2 separate regions of the Mus musculus genome follow, and region 1 is linked to region 2. The links are chromatin contacts, found by POLR2A ChIA-PET in ENCODE. All regions are on one chromosome and are shown on one strand. The core of a region is the stretch at or near the end of the contact, and the rest is flanking DNA. Distances in the headings are between cores, read along the strand shown.

Region 1 (3,434 bases), core at 663-3,162, 200 kb before region 2:
CTTTATGCTTTATTGGGGAATTATGTTGATAGTATAGTGTTAATATGACTAATAGCTTATTTTACTTTTTTTTTTGAGACACGGTCTATGTAGCCCTGGCTATCCTGGAACTCCACATGTAGACCAGGTTGTCTTGAACTCAGAGATTCACCTGCTCTCTGCCTCTTAGAGGTGTAATTTTGGTTTGAATTATGGTCCTTAGGTCTTTCTTAGCTTCCACGGCAGAGCGTAGGTAAGTTACATCTTAGAACTGGAATAGCTCTAAAGGAGACATTGCTACAGTAACTTCATACTATCTAGAGAGTGAGAGTGAGACCGGAGAGGTGACTGTTAGAAGACATACTTTGACAGAGACAGGCCTTTTTGAAATAGAGAAATCCAGAAAAATGGTGGAAAGAAGTTATTTCTTAGGAAGATATTCTCTCTTACCAACACCCCACCCCCACCCTCCAACCACTGCACACTCTGTAACCCAGGCTAGCCTCTGACTCCTGTAGTTACGCCTCTCCCCTCCGGAGCACTAAAATTACAGGTGTGCGTCATCACACTTGGCTTCAGCGACTTTCAAAGAACATTAAAAAAAAAAAAAAAAAAAAAAAAGACCGGCCTTAACCTAATTAGAAGAGAGTATTCATTTGCTCAGCCTACCTCAGAAAAGGATAGCAAAGAATTTGGTGAGTGGTGGTTAGACTGCCTGGAGAGCTCTGGCTATTTGCCTGGACTTCAATGGGGAGCAGAACTAGGTAAACAGGAAGGCTGGGGCGGAAGAAGCTGGAACACCTGTGTTGGTCCCGGTCCCGGTCCCGTAGGGAGGAGTTTCAAGGCTGATAAGACGTCCGTTGGTGGGGGGACCTTGAAGCATTCAGTTGTCATGACTCACTGAAGAGTACTCTACTGGTTCTAGAGTGAAAATGTGTGTGTTTTAAGCGACAAGCAATTAATACTAAAGCATATGCTGGGGAGTTAGTGAGCAGACTGTACGCGGTATCTAGTAGCACCAGCCAAACTTGCTGACTGCCAGTGGAGGCAGGCTGGGAAATAACTCAGCACAGCTAAAAGCAAGAGGTCGTCTGCAGCCAAGATTCCTATCGGAGGCAAGAGACGCCTCAGGCTCTGAACAGGTTGTTGAAGGGCTGTGAGGAGGGAGAGACCGGTCCCTGGAGGTAGCCACGAGCCTAGAATTCAGGCAAGCTCAGCAGCGTCTCACCTCCTGCAGGTGTCAGTCGGGTTCGCTTTCCACCAAGTCTTATCTTTTACCATGGCAACGTCCCCAAAAGATTACGGGATCGCTTGCCTCTTAAAAAAAAGAAAAAAAGGTTTCCCGAAAGAACTTACAATAAAATCAAAATGCTTTATTAAAAACAAAAACAAAAACCAGACACGTCGTGTGACACGTTGCATTCACATTGGACGTTTGACCTCTACAGGTCTGTGGTTCCCGGGGATCCCAGGCTGAAGCGCCAAGCCTGGACGGAGAAGTTACCTTACGAAGGCAGATTTTTTTTAACTAAACACACGCACACACCCCTCTGCTCCAACGTCTGGACGTGGTTTCTTTGTCAGGGCTCCGCAAAGAACGCTGACGTGTGGGGTCGCCTCCTTTGAGGGGGGGGGTCTCCGAGCAAGGCAGGGACCGTGGGCGTCCTCCCTGGCTCTCCATCTTGGAGCGGGAGTCTGAGTGCGGCTTTTGCTGAGCCCGGAGGCCGGAGCGGACGCCGCCGAGGGTCCGAGGATCCCCGCCCCGGGCGAGCTGTTCGGAGGAGACCCCCGCCGGCCCCCGCGCGCGCGAGTGCGGGCCCGCCCCGATCCCAGGGTGCACCGCGGCCCGCCCCCTCCCCGCCGTCCCGCCTCCCCTCGGCCCCGGCCCCCTCCCTCCCTCCTTCCCTCCCTCCCTCCCCGCTGCCGGGAGGCGGGGACGCGGCGGCGGCTCGCTTCAGTCGTGTCTCTCTCACTCACTGGGGAACCCGGTGGTGGTGGCGGCAGCTTTCGAGGCAGACGCTGAGGAGGGGAAAGTCGGGACGAGAGAGGACAGCGGGAGCAGCCGGCCGGCGCCAGTCGCCTCAGGTTCCGCCATGAGCTGGGGCACCGAGCTGTGGGTGAGTGTGGGGAGCAGAGCGGCTCGCGCCGTCGGCGGGAGCCCCGGGCTTGGCGCGCCGCGGACTCCGGCGCCTCTTTGTGCCGCGAGAGCCCGCTCGGCTGCGGGCGGGGAGGCGACGGGGCGGCTGCCTGGGGCTCCCTCCGAGGGGCCCGGGCCGCAGCCCTGGACGGCCGCTGCCGTCCCCTCTCCAGCCTCTGCCTGACTTTGCGGACGGGTGCCCGGCCGGGCGCCGCGCCTTTGTACCGCGCGCCCGACGGCGGGGGAGGGAGCCATTGTCCCGAAGGGGCGCCGCTCGGATCCCCGCGCCGCGCGCCTGGGCGACGCCCCAGCTCCAGGTAGGGGGAGCCGGGCGGCTTTGTTCCCAGCCCGGCCTGGGGCCAGCCAGGCCCAACCCACACGCCCATTTCCCTCTCTTGCTGCCTCCTTGCTCGGGACCTAGGGCGCCCGCGACTCCGCGCCGGCCAGCTCCGGTTGCAGCCTCTCTGGGCTGGCGGGTCTGCTTTTGTGACCCGAATTAGGTAGTGGGATCGAGGAAGGGACGCTCATTTTGGCGAAAGGAGCGCGCGGCTTGCCGATCGCTTGATTTCCCTCTCGTTCTTTATTCTCTCTCCTCTCTCTCTCTCTCTCTCTCTCTCTCTCTCTCTCTCTTTCTCTCTCTCTCTCTCTCGTGTGTGTATGTGTGTGTGTGTCTGTCTCTCTCTTTTTTCTCTCTCTCTCTCTTTCTTCCGTGCCTTTCCTGGGCGCTGGAGGCTGCAGACAATACCCAATGTCCGACCAAGGTGCAGGCGGAGGGTTATAGGTCGAGGAATTCGCTCCGGACGCCGTCACCTGAGGGTGGAGGTGTGCATGGCAGTGATTTCTCAGGTGCGGCCGGGAAAATTGGCGGCGTGGGGGCGCTGTCTCGAGCGAGCGCCGCCTGGCCTCTGCCACTCCCCTTTTTATCCCACCTGTGCATATTTTCCGTGCCTTTGTTTGCGAAAATCTCCGGGAATCTCTGTAGCGGGAGAGGAGGGACAAGTTTCGAGTATGTACGCTCACTGGGATTCGAAACAGATCGTTTAGTCGCGAGGCCGAATGTTTTCTCCTTTTCCACGTGCTGTAGATTGGGAATTTTAGAAGTGACACTTAAAAGCTCATCTAGTCACCCACTTAACCCTGCCCCAGGAATCTGTCCTGTAGCACTCTGCAGAAGTGTTTGCCCAGTCTGCAAACATAACCATCAAGACAAAATACCTCAGGAGCCTCTCCACTTGATTGTTCTGATAATGGTGAGCGTCATTTGTAAACGAATCATGTAACATCAGTTAGAATTTCAGGCATTATTGGTCCTTTCCCA
Region 2 (3,438 bases), core at 684-3,183:
ACTTGTATATTTCAAACTGGAAATGCCACTACCCCAGCTGCCCTCACCTAGGCCATGACAGAGAATTTGCAATTCAAACCTATACTTCTCTCATCTTCTTTGCAAAATCAGACAGTGAGGGCAGAGGAAACTATTCCACAGATAAAATTGGCTTATCCACTTAGAACTTGTGCTTGGCTTTAGGGACCTAGGGTGTCCTTTTGAAGTAACCTTATGAAGTCTAGCCAACCGATTGAAGTATGAATAATTCTTCCACGGATTGTATTTCAAGCAATAAAGTGAAGGATTGCCCGGGTAAGGTTCTTAAGAGTAGTACCCATCTGACAAAGCAGTCCTTTATCAATAGGAACTGAGATCTTTTGAACAGCACTTGTGAGTGAGTTGGTGTTTGGCGTGGTAAACTGTTTTCTTTATACTGGGGAGGCTTCCTGGCACACTCGCGGGTGGGCAAACGGCTTAGCCAGTGGGCCTCCCGAAGAGTGACGAAGCCCCCTTCAGGATCTCGCCTCCCCCCGGGGAAGCGGGGGGACCACACAGAATTAGATAATCAGCTTCCAAACTGACCTTCCCTGGGCCAACGTACTTGCCATAGAGAGGTCTGTGGAACCTTGGGAGATAAGAGTCAAGGTTTAAAAGACTCTCTGAACTCCGGGCTCTACTTTCCATCCCTAACTGCTGTAGGGAAAAACAAAACACAAAAACAAAAACTGAAAAAAAAAAAAAAAACTAGACTCGGGCTACTCCCCCTTTCACCTTGCCTCAAACAACCGTTAAACCTTAGTCCTGTGACGCGCTGCCCCACATCACCGGCTCGCTGCCTTTGCCACCTGCCCTTCAAAAAGAGTCTACACCTGATTAAAGTTTTTAAGTGGCCACAGGCTAAGCGAGTAAAGGAAGATGGGCTGCGACCCGTCCCTCCCTCCTTTTGCTTTCCCCTCTCCGACTCAGGGGGAAGCACACAACCAACTATTCATTCTTTCTCAACAAAGGGAAGGCGAGGGGAGGGAGATGTTGTCAACAGTTACTGGGCAGGCTCCTTCACTTTCTTTGCAAACTTCCCAAGAGATTAGTGGAGGAAAGCCTCGGGCTTCCAGCAGAGGCGTCTGGGCCAGCTCGTCTACCCAGCTTAGAGCGGCCTTGGGCAAAACCGAACTGGACTAGCAGGAGGGTTCGGAGGGGTCCAGAAACCAGCACCCGGGAAGATTCCGCCCCGGAGCCCAAGAGTAGATGGGGATGCTCGAGGCACATCACCACGCTCCACTCCCGAGAGTCCCGGGATCCGAGGACCCCCGAGGGCACAAGTCTCACCCTCCCTCCCCCGCCACACACACTTTGGTCACCCCCACTCCCACTCCCATGTCTAGTTTGCGGGGGCTCGGGGGTACAAACAGACGGGGGTTGCGCTCTTCCCCATGCCTAACTTTACTCTAAAGAACTTCTCAGTCCTGTTTCAGTCCGACCGAGGGAGCTCAGGAGGCTGAACAGGAACGCACGGGACACACTCACCTCCCCGCGCCGCGTTCGGAGTCCGGGATTGCGGTTCAGCGCCGGGCTGCTCTCACCTCACCGCAGCTGCTCTCGGAGCTCGGGCGGCTCATGGTCCGCGGGCGTCCGCCAAGAGGCTGGTGCGGCTGGCGGGTGTGCACGGCTGTCCCGCTCCGGCTGCTGCCTGGCCGGGCGGCTGCAGGCTCAGCTCTGAGCCGGCAGCGCGCTCTCTGGCCCTCAACTGGTGATTTGCGGCTTCGCGGCCCCACCCCGCCCAGCCGATTCGCCGGGCTGAGCCGAACCCCGGCGACTTTTACATTCGGTGACCTCGTCTGGCTCTCCTCCGCCCGGATTTGAGAGTTTTGACTCCCCCTTATCTTCCCCCGAGAAGCTAGACTTCAAGTGTAGCTCAACCTCTTCCTTACTGAACCTCACTCAACCGGACAGCCTCGCCTAATCCACTCCTCCCCCTTCCCGGCGTTATTTAATTACGCAGCAGATCCGCCCGCTCTGCAGACACCTGGCTGGCTTTCAATTTAAAAGGCTTTCATGGGACAAAGACCAAGGTAACCACAGCGAGCGAGCCGGGAACAGGCAAATCAATCACTCTCACACGTGCACGCAGAACTAGATGGCTTCGTGAACCTACATATGCTGTTTATCAAAACCTAGTTATAAAGTCATCTCTGCACTATCTGGTGGCTTGGTTTATGCCAAAGATTGCTGTGGTAACGGTGGGAGTACAGCACACAGTTCAATATATGATACCAGGTCATAGAATCATGATGCCCACCCCACCCCACACCCCAAATCAAATCCTGAGGACTTCAGATCTACATATAAAAGGTAAAACGGTAACACTAAAGAAATTATCAAACAGAAACCAAAAGCAAAACCAAACAACAAACAATAAAAAAAAAGGGCTGTAAAGATTCCTTAATTAAATACACGAAGCACTAACGCCAAAGGAAACCCGCTTGTTAACGTAATTGTCATTAAGAGCTCCTCTACGCAATTCATGCAGCCGATAAAGGAAATGTATAGAAACTATGTAAGGAACACCTTCGGATCAGATGGATAAGACAGAAGGCTCCACAGGGAACAGCCCAGGTATTTTTATTTACACAGTGTCCTGCTTTGCTTCTCTGTTGCTGAGATGAACGCTATGATCGAGAGCAGCTTCAGAAGTGTTTGTTTGTTACAAGGCATCATTGGGCGAAGCCAAGGCAGGAACTCAAGCAGAGGCAGTGAAGGGACAGAGCTCACTGGCTTGCTCTCCAAGGTTTCCTCAGCTTCTTTATGCAATCCGGGCCCACCTGCCCAGGGCTGGCACCACCCACAGTGGGTCGAGCCTTCCCACATCAAACGTTAATCAAGAAAATACCTCTCCCACATGCCCACATGCCCACAGGCCAATCCGATGGAGGTGATAGGTTCCCTCTTCCCAGGGGACTCTAGGTCAGTGGCTTTTTTTTTTTTTTTTTTTTTTGGTTTTTCAAGACAGGGTTTCTCTTGTAGCCCTGGCTGTCCTGGAGCTCACTTTGTAGACCAGGCTGTTCTTGAACTCAGAAATCCTCCTGCCTCTGCCTCCCGAGTGCTGGGATTAAAGGCATGTGCCACCATGCCCCCGGCAGGTAAGTGGGTTACAACCCCCTTGGGGGGTGGGGGTGAGGGGGCCTAAAGACTCTTTCACAGAGGTCACATATCAGATATCCTATATATACAGATATGATGTAAATACCAGGTATTTGCATCATGATTCATAACAGCAGCAACATTACAGTTATGAAGTAGCAACAAAAACAATTTTATGGCTGGGGGGAGGGGGTCACCACAGCCACTGTGTTAAAGCGGGAGAACCAGCCACTGTTCTAGAGTGTTCAGACTGACAAAATTAACCACCACAGACAGGCAACTGGATGGGCCAAGGAAAGCAAACAGGATATGTCTTTA

The links. ChIA-PET counts read pairs that join two places held with the same protein, here RNA polymerase II (POLR2A).
Region 1: POLR2A ChIA-PET joins it to region 2 with 12 read pairs in Patski. The contact joins the promoter of Fnbp1l here to the promoter of Bcar3 in region 2. POLR2A ChIA-PET finds 5 or more read pairs at or near these places in 3 of 5 experiments (Patski and embryonic stem cell).

What each region holds. Positions count from the first base shown.
Region 1 is chr3:122,618,192-122,621,625 of GRCm38, reverse strand. Fnbp1l (formin binding protein 1-like) reads left to right here and starts at 1,912. Exons shown (of 14, transcript NM_153118.3): 1 at 1,912-2,096. The coding sequence starts at 2,073.
Region 2 is chr3:122,418,252-122,421,689 of GRCm38, reverse strand. It overlaps Bcar3 (breast cancer anti-estrogen resistance 3), which reads right to left and starts at 1,933. Exons shown (of 12, transcript NM_013867.3): 1 at 1,507-1,933.